2 separate regions of the Homo sapiens genome follow, and region 1 is linked to region 2. A link is a contact called in ENCODE Hi-C or POLR2A ChIA-PET data. All regions are on one chromosome and are shown on one strand. The core of a region is the stretch at or near the end of the contact, and the rest is flanking DNA. Distances in the headings are between cores, read along the strand shown.

Region 1 (5,708 bases), core at 37-2,536, 66 kb before region 2:
ATTTGTGAGGAGATAGTTCAAGAAGAGCATTGTTTCAACTTAGGAGAGCTTCAGCTCTCAGGACACAGAGCTGAGAGATTACCTTTTTATCCAATAAGGTTTTGACTACCCTGGATCCCAAAGTATTTGATCTTACCTTTCTTATGATATTGACTACCTTCTAGTTATATATTCTAGACACCTGAGGGTCCAGGGCTGTAATCACTGATCTTTGTATACTTCAGAGTACACAGAATAACACACATTATACATATTCAACAAATATTGGTTGAATTAATTTCAAAAACAAGTGAGTAAATGACTTGAGATTGTTCACCAACTGAAACAAGACTTCTCATGGCCCTGCTGAAGCATGTTTCAAATATACACGAACTCAGGCCTGCTTCACTCATGTATTCCAACTCCTTTATAGGCAAAAAATATCCTGTGAGATAGATTTAATGAGGCTCCACCTTACAAAACACTATGGCTCACAAAAGTGAAGAGCACTGTCCAGAATGAGCAGCCAAGGGATAGCCAGTTCTGAAATCGAGACATTCTGCCGACACAGGAGCACTGCAATGAACTTGACAGACATGACATTTATATAAAGAAAATATTTACAAGTTTGATGGCTATTCTCATCCCTGAATGCCACGGGCTACAGCAGACAAATACCCCAAATGCCTTACCCAATTCTATCAATTTCCCTGAAATCAAGGAAGAAAAAAAAAAGCTTTCAGTATCTGTGTCTTTTAGCCACTAGTACAGATAAACCTGGCTATATCTGGGGGAGGGAGTAACATAAATGAGAGAAAAAAAGAATGTAGGACAAAATTAGAAGTAGAAAGCTTTAACTTGTATGTTCTCATTACTAACACAAGATCTCAATTTATTACATTACAGGTAGATACTAACAGTATGATATCAGTGTGGCACTCTTCATCACAAGCACACATTAAAACACTGCTACATAAATGTATCAAGTTACTACTCTGGGGACTCCATAAATGAGACACTTTGTCATCTGGAATGTCTACCTGAAGACAGACTCTTTTACTATGACAGAAAGTCTTATGAATTAAACAAAAGCATTTTTTAAAAATCAAACACTTATTTTTTGTCCAAGTGTATTTCATCACACCACATTCAAATTCCACAATGTAAGATTTGGATGAAAAAGAAAAAGTTGCATTTGGTGCCAGTTTTTAAGGTTCTTTGATTACCTATATAGTTTCTACATTCTTTGTAACAGTAATTAAATGTAAGCCTCAACGGGCTTCAGTCCTATTTGCTATGAGTCTGAAGGCATGAGAAGTATGTAGCATTTATGTAACAGGAAATATCTAAAAGCATTCTGCTGAGATTTCCTTCCCCCACACCCCCTTCCACACCCATTCCTTAAACTGCCTTCAAAAGGCCTGCTGTGTTCTCTAAAAATTAAACATTAGTTACTAAAAGAAACAGTGTACCTATTCCTCAGCACATCTCCACTAAAGTTGTATTTAGCCTGGCTTAAACAGCTTCTCAAGCCTAGCACCTGACCCTTAATGCTCAAATATTTTAATGTCATAGAGGCCAAAGATGCTTTTCTGTTGTTATCAGGGTGGAATTTAGGAGGAAAGAAGAAGGCTTCCCAACTCAGCTTTCCACTCTCCACACACCAAACCCCAGTCAAGAGGCCCTTCCAAAGCCCTGACATGAATGTGTCCCTGACACTCCAAGTCAGAAGAGGCCCTTGTACCTCTTCTACCCTCTCTAATCCCGTACTCCCTGTCCTACCCTCAAACCAACTTTGCCCAACCATGATTTGAATTCCCATGGGCATTTACCCAGTAAATACAAGACTCTGAAACAAATGGAATGTGAAATGCACAGACCCAGGAATGTTTGTGTTATGCTAGAGGTAATGATTGTTAATCCAGCTCTTAAATGAGTCTAACATTTACTATTAGTTATTAGTACCTCTGCAGCAGTACTTATTACTATTAGTTATTATTAGTTATCAATACCTCTAGTTTACTAAATGCCTAAAATGTGCCTTTTCTACAGTATACCATTGGTCATTAAAAATCCTTATGGTAACCAGAATGTGGATGTCACTTAACTGGAGGCTGCCACATGGAATTGGTACCCAGACAACTATAATTTGCCTGGTCTCTTGAAAACATGTGCCCATGTCCTCAGAAGTCAAGCGCTGCCCAAGAATACCCACAAGGCCTGGCTCCAAGGAGCATCCTCCTAACAGGTGAGCCAAGTGGGCCTAAACCCAATCCATTCCAGGACCCATACCCACAGGAAAGGACCTACTTCTCTGCTGCTGGTTTCAAAGCCATTCATATCACAGGGTTTTTCTCCAACAGTGTGAACTGTCTAAAGAGCTTCCCAAAATTATTTTTAGCTTTTTTAAAAAAGGTAGGAATTCCTTAGTTCTAATTTTCTCTGCCTTTTGAAGATCAACTCCTAATCTCTTCTTTCTGTGCCACTACTTAAAATATATATATTAAAAATATATATAAAAATATATATATTATATATAATATATATGTATATATAATATATATATGTATATATAATATATATATGTATATATAATATATATATGTATATATATATATATATGTATATATAATATATATATGTATATATATATATATATATATATATATATATATATGCGCACACCAAATCACATAATGCAGGGGACACTGACCTACGTTAAGTCATAACATTTTCCAAGTAAAATATCACGGAGCTTAAGATCATGCAATCTTACTAAATGAAATTAGAGCAGAAGGTGAATCTCTTATATGGACCTTCTTAATTGCTGCTCACAGAAATTATTTTGTCCAAAGTGCAAGAGACAATTTTAATTTCAGTTCCATTTTCTCATTATCCTCAAAAACTCTAATAGTACCATTTTGTTAAATTGAGTCAATCCCAACTGAATACAGTAATTCAAGAACTTGACTCAATTGTCCATAGGAATACTAATTTCATTTTATCTAAAATTAATATAACCTGGAACATTAAAGCTAGCCACTCCCATTAATCTTGCCACCTTATTTGATGATTCAATTCTAACTATAATTATGTTATACAATTTGAGGCACCCAATAGCTAGATCACAAATCACTTTTGTATTATGACCTAGAAAATACCCACCATCTCTTCACAAAATTGAAACTTCTGAATTAAATTTAATAATTTTGAGCACCATCCACATACAGTAACACAATCAAGACAAAGGGTACTTCCAAAGTAATTTAGCAATGACCTGTAACGTAGGTCAAGTCAAACAACCAAAATGAAAAATAAAGGAAATAGAGACGTATCCTAATTTACACTGAGGTTATGCCCCAAACACTCATTGGTAGTCAGCTGTTTCGCACTCAGGTTATTCATTTTGTCATGCCCCCAAACCAGATCACAGAAGTCTCAACCTCACAGCTTACCTAAATAAAGTTATCTGCATCCTCCCTATCATGTGACCAGTTTTTTTACTGGACTGATTTGTTGTTCTGTTCTTACTATCCCCTGTGGCTATGGGCTCTGGGCTTCTCTTCTGGTGATGAAAGAACAGATTTCTCAGCTTCCAGCTGCACTCCACTGATGGATGGCTACTCCGGCAGCCCAGGGCAGGGGTGAGCTGGCAGTGTGGGGTGTGGACCAGAAAGAGTGAGGAGCTACTGGCAGTCAACATCACCTTGGCACACTTTAAGTACTAAACATCTCCCAAGACACTTATTTTCTAATCTCTGTGTGGCCACGTGAACAGGTCTGCCTGCTTTCCTTTTACCGTCACCACTTTTTAATAGTTCCAGTTTTTCCCCTTTATGGGTTCACTGAAGAAAGTCTTACAGCTTTGCTCTACCCTCTTTTTGTCCCTAATGGAAATCGCTGTTTTATCTCAAAGCTTTTTACTGCTAGGCACTCATGTAAAAGGGCTCCTTCCTTTGAAGTCATCTCATCTCACCAAGGCACTAGAGAGAAAAACAAAAATGGAACACCAGGAAATAAAGGCACTTCTTGGAACGCAAAAGAAAGATGAATACATTAGAAAAGGCAAAGCCCTTGATAAGGCTTTGGGATTGTGGATGAGACCCTAAGGACATGCTCTAGAATAACCAAATAACCACTAACCTAGATTAACTAGACAAGGGGGAAATGATGATGCTGGAAGGGGAGGAGGGGCCTCTGTGGGAAGAAGGAATGGGGTAAGAAGAATGGCTGAAGAAACTACTATAATGGTAGTTTCTCGTGACTCAGACAACCTAAAATTCCTGCAAAAAAACCAGCTGTCAAGACAGCAGATCAGAAAAGAGGGAAGATGAAGAAATGTCAGTCAAGGAGCAGCTGGAGGACAAGGTGCCAAAGAGTAAAGGGAATACTACTAAGAGTCTAGGAAGAGTTCAATAAAGACAATAAAACGATGGTGATGTTTGCTGAAGGAAAGTGATGGCAGGAAGAGGCAAAGAACGTTTATTGTTTGGAAAGGCAGTCCTTGCTTTGCATGGTAGTGCTGCACCATAAAAATTACCTTGCAAGCTGAAATATGCAAAGTAATTTTAATAATTATGAGAACAGAGTATAATTATTCCATGACCTTTGAGAATTTTTATCAAAACGTTTAAAATTCTCTATAAGTGTATAGGCAAATGAAAAATATAGTAAAAATAGTATTTAGTATACTGCAATTTGAAACATTAGAAACACTGAGAATTAGGGTTTGTTTCTTTGTAAAAAAAAACTAATCGGGTAGTTTGAACAGGGTTTGCCTTCTTTGTTGTATAACTTACAATACAGAGCAAGTATCTTTTCTGTATCTTAACAAGTCGCAATACTCCTTCCTAAGTTTGGATTCACTATCAACAATTTTTCCTTTGTACTTTCAATGTCATGTATTATCTCTTTTAAAGTAAAGACATTTGGTAGCATCACTTCCCCTGAGACATCTCCATCCTTCCTCATTTATGCTGAAAAATCTGCCCTCACTACGTTCCTATGAGTACATATCTGAAGTCTCTCAAATGGTGGAACATTCACAAAGTCAACTACAGTTATATGTTGCTTAGTAACAGAGATATATTCTGAGAAATGTGTGGTTAGGTGATTTCATTGTGCGGACCTCATAGACTGCACTCACACAAACCTGGAGGTGTAGCCTACTACACACCTAGGCCATATGGAAAGGCCTTTCGCTCCTAGGCTGCAAACATGTACAGCATGATACTGTACAGAATACCGTAGGCAACTGTAACGCAATGGTAAGTATTTGTGTAGCTAAACATAGAAAAGGTATGTAAAAATATGGTATTTTAATATTATGGGACCACTGTTATATATGCAGTCCGTCCTGACCAAAATGTCCTTATGCAGCGTGTGACTGTGTTTCTTCTATAACTCTATGTTCAATTCGAATTCTGCAAGGTTATTTGCACAGTGTGGTAAACATTCTGCCATACTGCACACACATTACTCACTGTTACTTCCCGCTATGATGCTTGTTTTCTAATGCATGCTTTATGTCATATTTCTTCCAAAATTCAGCTACAGAAATGCATAATCTCTACTTGTAGCATTAATAACCTGTCTGAAACTCCATCTAAGATAACAGGCCTTAAAAGCTCAAATAACTCCTTGGTTCACTGGCTGGATTAATGAAGTTTCTGTTTGTAGTAAAAAGCAGATTTTCACATTTTCTTTTAAGTACTCAAGAGAACTGGGGT
Region 2 (5,954 bases), core at 2,416-4,915:
CCATCCCACCTTTTTCTCCTTTGTTGAATGTAATTAAAAAAAAAAAAAAAAAAGCACCAGGCCATTTGGCCAAGACCTATGGCCTACCATAAACACCAACTGGTATGTTCAAAAGGGTCCATGGTGAGCAAAAGAAGAGGGGGTAAACCTACAAAATAACACTCGGGGAGTGGGCCCATGCAGGCAGGGTAGGGGGACAAGGAATTAATCACAAACAGGGAGATTTCCCCAGGATTAGCCTAGTCACTCAGCCTGAAAAATAAACACTGGGCAAAAAGGTTCTGCCCCTCTGTGCACTCCACCCAAAGACCCCTGAACATGCGCAAGCGTCGAGACAATTTAAAGGAATGATTAAGGACACATGCTGTAGAGTCAAGCTGTCTGGCTTTAAATCCTAGCTCCACACTTAACAAGGGCTACTTCTCTGTGACTCAATTTCCTCATCTGTAACTGGAAGATGACAGTAGTACCTACCTCACAGGACCAACGGGAGAATGAAATGAGATCACAGTTAAAGAGCTTAGCAGAGTGCCTAGCACACAATACACACTGAGTAAATACTGTCCATGCTAGTATTTCTACTATTTCCAGGGTCACTCAGTTCCTAAACTGGAATGTCAACACTACACTAATACAATTAGGCTGGGCCCTAATGGTGAGCCCACAAACACCCCTATGAAGAAGATGATATTATCCTCATTTTAGAGCTGAAAAATGGAGGTTTAGAGGGATTCAGAAACTCACGTAAACTTAGTCAATAAAAGTAAGAAGTGGAGCAATAAAAGCTTTGATCACATCCCAGCAAAGTTTGAATGACGTCATTCACCTCCAAAAGCTTAAAAGCATTTTAGAATAATGCTTCAGCATTCTGGCATGACTACCTGTTGAATGAAATTATGTTCTTATAAAATGCCCTAGCCTCCCCTACTAAATCGGCATAATTATCTGTATAATCAGAAATATTCAACAAATTCTGATAGACTATCAAAAACACAAAATTCTTTTCCTTAACAGAATAACATAAAAAATATGCAAGGTAAATCATCGTGACCATTCTAATTAAATGGCTTAAACAGTTCAAAAGTACTGCAGACCCATAGTATATCAAGTTGTTTTTCTTTCAGAATTTGTAAGTTGATCCTGCAGAAGAATCCACACACTCCTATTGGCCTGTGTAACATCTCTCTTTCCATATGTTTGGTAAGTGTGTAACAAAACTGACAGGAGTTAATAGTTACTCCAAATATACGTTCCCATCAGCTCTTACTCTATTTAGTAAGATTTAGTCACTTAATTGCCCTAAAAGAAAATATAATCAAATTTAAACTGAGTATATAATGGTGACTCTGATCTCAACAGAGTATCTTTTAAAACTCTGAGATCCAGAAATATTTGTAAGTCGTCAAATTTATGTCTCTGAATATTTAAGACCTAACAGCTGCAAGGAAAATTGGAAAAATAAAAAGCTATCTTAGTCAAAACTATTTGTCCCTATCCAATGAATTGTTTATCCAGTTTCCTGAAAATAGTTCATAATAATTACTAATCCATTAAGAGTTTAAAATAAAGGACATGCTTGACTTGTGAAAAAAGTAGTGATATGGATAGCCAAGTCATATAATTTCACTCCACTTTCTATTTACTTTACCCAGACATTACATATTCTTGTAATCCTTTCCGGTAAACACAACTGAGATAATATAGTAAAGCATGTAAACCGAAGAAGAGAACCTAGAATGCCTAAATATTTCAAGAATTTATTGTTATTTCAATTACCTGAAACTCCAAGTATCAGAAAGCAGAAAGAATTACCACACAACTGTAAAAGTCAAATATTTATACAGGTGCCTTAAAAGCCGCAGTTGGGTGCACACCATCAGCACTGACATTTACTATCTGTTAAGTAGTTTCAAAGTGCAATAGCATAAGTCAAATAACTGGCTTGGAGCGTGAAGTTTATGACAACAACTAGCACGTCTGGAGACACTGGGAAGGTGTGATGCCTGTCACAATTTTCATCAGGCCAGCAACAGGCAGCCAGGCTGCGGCAAGACCGAACCTCAGCACAGGTGCCTTTTCTCATTTCAGGAGGGAAACCTAGGCCCGTAGCTTCACGGATAATTGAACAAGGATTGTTCCATAAATTTATAATGTTATTTATAACTTTCTTGTAATTGCCTTTTAGTAGCTTTCAAAAACAACATTTTTAGGGCAAAAGTAACTGAGATTATAAAGTAGTTAGGTATTTCAGCTTCAAATTGAGAAAAGGGAAAATGTTAAATAGGAGAAGCACCTAAAAAGTATATAAAGCCCAAAGGGCCACATTCAATAAAGTTATAATTTTCAGAAATGACAAAAGTCCAAATGTCGAAGTTATCCCTGGTGGCACGTTATTTAAATTTACAATTAGGAATATCTCCTTAATGGATAATTTACAAATTTATAATTAGGAATACCTCCTATTATTCTTACAATAATTCTAAGAAATTTTAAGGGTAAAAAAAATATGGGACACAGAAACATTTGTGAACCTTCAGTTCCTGAACCAATTTAAAAAACAAAAAACAAAGAAACCAGGCTAAGCTCAAATCAGAGTGCCTCAATACCCAACGTTAATTTCACTACATCTCCCTTCCAAACACAATATGCCTGTTCCCGATCTGGGAGTCGGTTCAAGTTTTCAGGTGAAGACTAACGACAGACAGCGAAACCCCCAAACGCGCGTTTTTAAACTCTGAGGGGCAAAGTCAGTCACACCCACTAGCAGGGCCCGGCGGGGGGCGGGAGCCCCTTCCCAGCTCGGGACCTCCGGCCAGTCTGGGCGCCCCCGCCAAGAGCTCGCAGCCCAGGCTCCCGCGCCAAGGACGGCCTGAGGGATGCCACAGGTGGCCCGGAGGGCTCGTTCCCCAACTGGCAGTGAGGCCCTAGCCCACCCCCGCCGCCCAGAGGCCGAAGGTGTCCTGCAGCCTCCACGTGGGCACCTCGAAGCCTAGGGAAGTTCCTAACAGGGCTCAGGTGGCCCCTCGGGTCCGTTAGCCTGGCGCGCGGCGTCGGCCCGGGGCAGCGACTCCAGCCTTGCCTCGGGGCCGGGTCCCCGGAGGGGCGTCGGGAAGCCGGTGGGCGGAGGAGCCCGGGTACGGGCGGCTCCTCGGCCCCGCCGGAGCAGCCAGCCCCACATCCCTCCCGGGACCCCTCGGGGCACCGCGGGCCGGCGCCGCCCCAGCCCCCCGCGCGGCCGGGTCTCCGGGACAACAGCCGCCGTGTCCGAACGGGCCCGCGCCCCCGCGGCCGGCGCCCACCTGTCCCGGGGGTCGATCCAGCTGGTCCTCCTGGTGTTGTGGTCAATGTAGAAGACCTTGCCGTCGTAGTCCCTGGCCTCCTCCCAGCCCCGGGGCAGCGGCAGCTGACCGCTCCCGGCCCTCCTAGGCATGGTCGGCGGCCTCGCCGGCGAGCGGCGCCTCCATAGGTACCGGGCGCGGGACGCGGCGGGAACGCGGCTGCCGGGCTAGGCTGCCAACCCGCGACGCGGGCGCCGGCGAGGGGCTGAGGGGCGCAGGGCGCGGGGCGCGGCGGAACCACGCGCGGGAGGTGCCTCAGGAAACGCTGTTCGCGGCCCCGCTGCGGATCAGTCCACCATGTCTGCGTCGGAGCCGGCGAGCGAACCCTCCTCCCCCTCGCCGCCGCTGCCTCCGCCTCTTCCTCCTCCTCCGCCCCGTCCCCCTCTGGCCGCCGAGGGTCGCGGCGCCCAGGCTGCCGGAGCCGCCGCCGTCTGGGCTCGGATCCGGGAAGCTGCGGCGCTGCCGCGGCAGCGGCGGGCCCCTCATTTGCATGCGATTAGCATGCGCCCGCCCGCCTCATCTGCATGCGCATTCCTCGCGCCGCATTCCTGAGCTTAACCCCGCCGCTGCCGGCGTCGCCGCACCAGCTCGGACGCACTGCCCCGCGGGGCCGCGGCTCCAGGTGGGAGGAAGGCGGGCGAAGGAATGTGCGGCCAGCTCCCTCCCCTTGACCCCAGATAGCTCCCCTGGGCCAAACGCCGAGAGGTTTTAGAGTTTCTGGACGGGGAAGATTGCAAAAGTCTCCGCAACCTTCTCAACCTCTTTCGTCTTCTAGGGAAACCACAAAACTTTCGAGAGGAAAGGGGTGGCGGGCGGGGAGCTCTCCTCCGGAGAAAAAACCTCAACAAGCGGAGAGGGCACAAAGGCTCCCCACGCCGCGCCCCGAGCCCCTCCGGCACCCCAAGGGCGGTCCGGGGTGGTGGGAAAGCGCCAAGCCCTGGGAGTGCGTCGGTGGGTCCGGGACGGCGGGGCCTCCGCCAGGGCTCCTGGCCCTCGATGACCTCGGCTGAGACCGCGAGCCGCGCGGCGGAAAGCGGAGGAACTCCCGTCCGGCCCTGTAGCCGCCCGCACCGCGCCCCGTCACCCGCCGCCCCTTCGCGTCCGGGCGCTCCAGCCGCGGGGCCCCGGAAGCTCCTGGTCCCTGGCCTCCCCTGCTTGGTTCGGGGCGGTTGGCCGTGGACGCGCCCCGACTCTAGTCCCTTCCGTCCAGCCGCCCGCCCCAGGATGTCCCCCCACCGCAGCCCCGCCGTGGCCAGGAGGTGTGGGCGGCCACGCCGGAGGGACCCACGGCGGCGCCGGACGCCCGCCCTTCCTAGGCCCTGGCCCGGCCGGGGTGGGCCGGGACGTTCCCTGTTGCATAGGCATTTATTTATTCAGCAGCTACTACGTACGTGCTGGCCCGCACTGCCGAGGGACCGGACGCCTGCCCCAGGCGGGACAATGCCGGGTGCAGCGCTGGCGGGGCCTGGACGCCAAGCTTCAGGGTCCCCAGCCCCTCAGTCAGAGGGGGCGCCTCCCAGGCCCTGGACTCCTCTCCAGCCGGGTCTACACCACCGTCCCCCGTCATCTTCTTCTGGGTTACTGAGCAGCTTCTTTTAAAATAGCAACACCGAGGAAGGCCCCGAAGCCCAGTCTTGCACCTCGTGGTGTGAAGTCGTTTAATCCTGCCCGCTAATGCGTAAGGACTTTCCACCGTGTGCAGGACTCCGCGCTGGGCAGGGGCTCTCGCAGGGTTTGAACCGACCTCCGCCTCCCCTGCGGGTTCACAGGCCTGCGAGGAAGTCGCGTGAAGGAGATTCGCTACTGTGTGAGGCTGGCCTGCGCGGCGTGGGCAGTAGCTGTCCGGGGCTGGGGACAGCTTTCGGCTCCCCAGGCCATCCCGTCGGGGCATCTGCGGCCAATCTCGAAGGTGGAGAGGCTCAGGGTTGGAACAGACTTCACGGAAGGGGTCCTAGAAGAGGAAAGGGGTCGTGTTTGCCCTTAGAGCAGTCTGGGCGTGAAGCGGAAACTTTAAACCACCAGAAACTCTGGAGAGCTTGGAGCACCTGGGAAGGAGCAACCAGAGTGGGCCGGAGGTAGGGAAGGAAGGCACCCACGGCGAATTTGCCCGCTTTGACCGCATTTAGGGCGGCCGCTTGTGCAGCCAGCCTTCTGGAAGGTAGGCTTTGCGCTTGGTGAAGAGAAGCCCCCACCTCCGGATCTGTGTTCCGCCCCAGTCCATTCATCAGGAGGTGATCACACAAGTCAAGCTTCTCTAGTTCCCGGTGGAATGAGACGCCCTGGTGGGGTCTTAAGGTTGAACGTTTGAATACTGTAAAAAAGATGGGACCTGCCTACAATTAATCTCTCACACTACTGAGCGAATGTGCGTTGTTTTGGACTTCCCTAAATTGGCCCAAATGCATAGCCAACACTTGAATTGCGGTGTACTAACAACATCATTCAGCACCAAACCAAACCATTCTTATTTAAACCTTGCTTCCTAGCTTATTTATTTCCCAAACAACTTGAAAACATTTGTTATACTAAAATGTCTACATCTTACTATTAAAAAAAAAAAACCAAAGTAACACACTTTGCTGCTGCCGTAATTTTATGTCACTGAGATGAACTATT

What was found. Hi-C counts contacts between places; a loop is a spot of excess contacts on that map. ChIA-PET counts read pairs that join two places held with the same protein, here RNA polymerase II (POLR2A). Pooled maps may share reads with other maps.
Region 1: a loop to region 2 is called in a map of heart right ventricle, with 1.9 times the contacts of the local background. The contact joins the enhancer-like site here to the promoter of WWC2 in region 2. A Hi-C loop is called at or near these places in 11 of 168 maps with a recorded cell type or tissue (Caco-2, Calu3, HepG2 and 7 more) and 10 of 50 pooled maps. POLR2A ChIA-PET finds 5 or more read pairs at or near these places in 17 of 52 experiments (A673, AG04449, AG04450 and 12 more).

The regions. Positions count from the first base shown.
Region 1 is chr4:183,161,214-183,166,921 of GRCh38, reverse strand. The region is part of intron 1 of WWC2 (WW and C2 domain containing 2); the gene reads right to left. Among named protein-coding and RNA genes, the nearest start is that of WWC2, 65 kb to the right of the region's middle. Within about 2 kb of position 1,286, at least 3 of the 41 ENCODE cell types and tissues checked have a DNase peak (open chromatin) inside an H3K27ac peak, as active enhancers do; they include A673 and PC-9, where a contact is called at or near this core.
Region 2 is chr4:183,096,968-183,102,921 of GRCh38, reverse strand. It overlaps WWC2 (WW and C2 domain containing 2), which reads right to left and starts at 3,665. Exons shown (of 23, transcript NM_024949.6): 1 at 3,300-3,665. The coding sequence starts at 3,430. It overlaps WWC2-AS2 (WWC2 antisense RNA 2), which reads left to right and starts at 3,723. Exons shown (of 1, transcript NR_024008.1): 1 at 3,723-5,901. RefSeq lists a silencer at 4,612-4,906 and an enhancer at 4,612-4,906.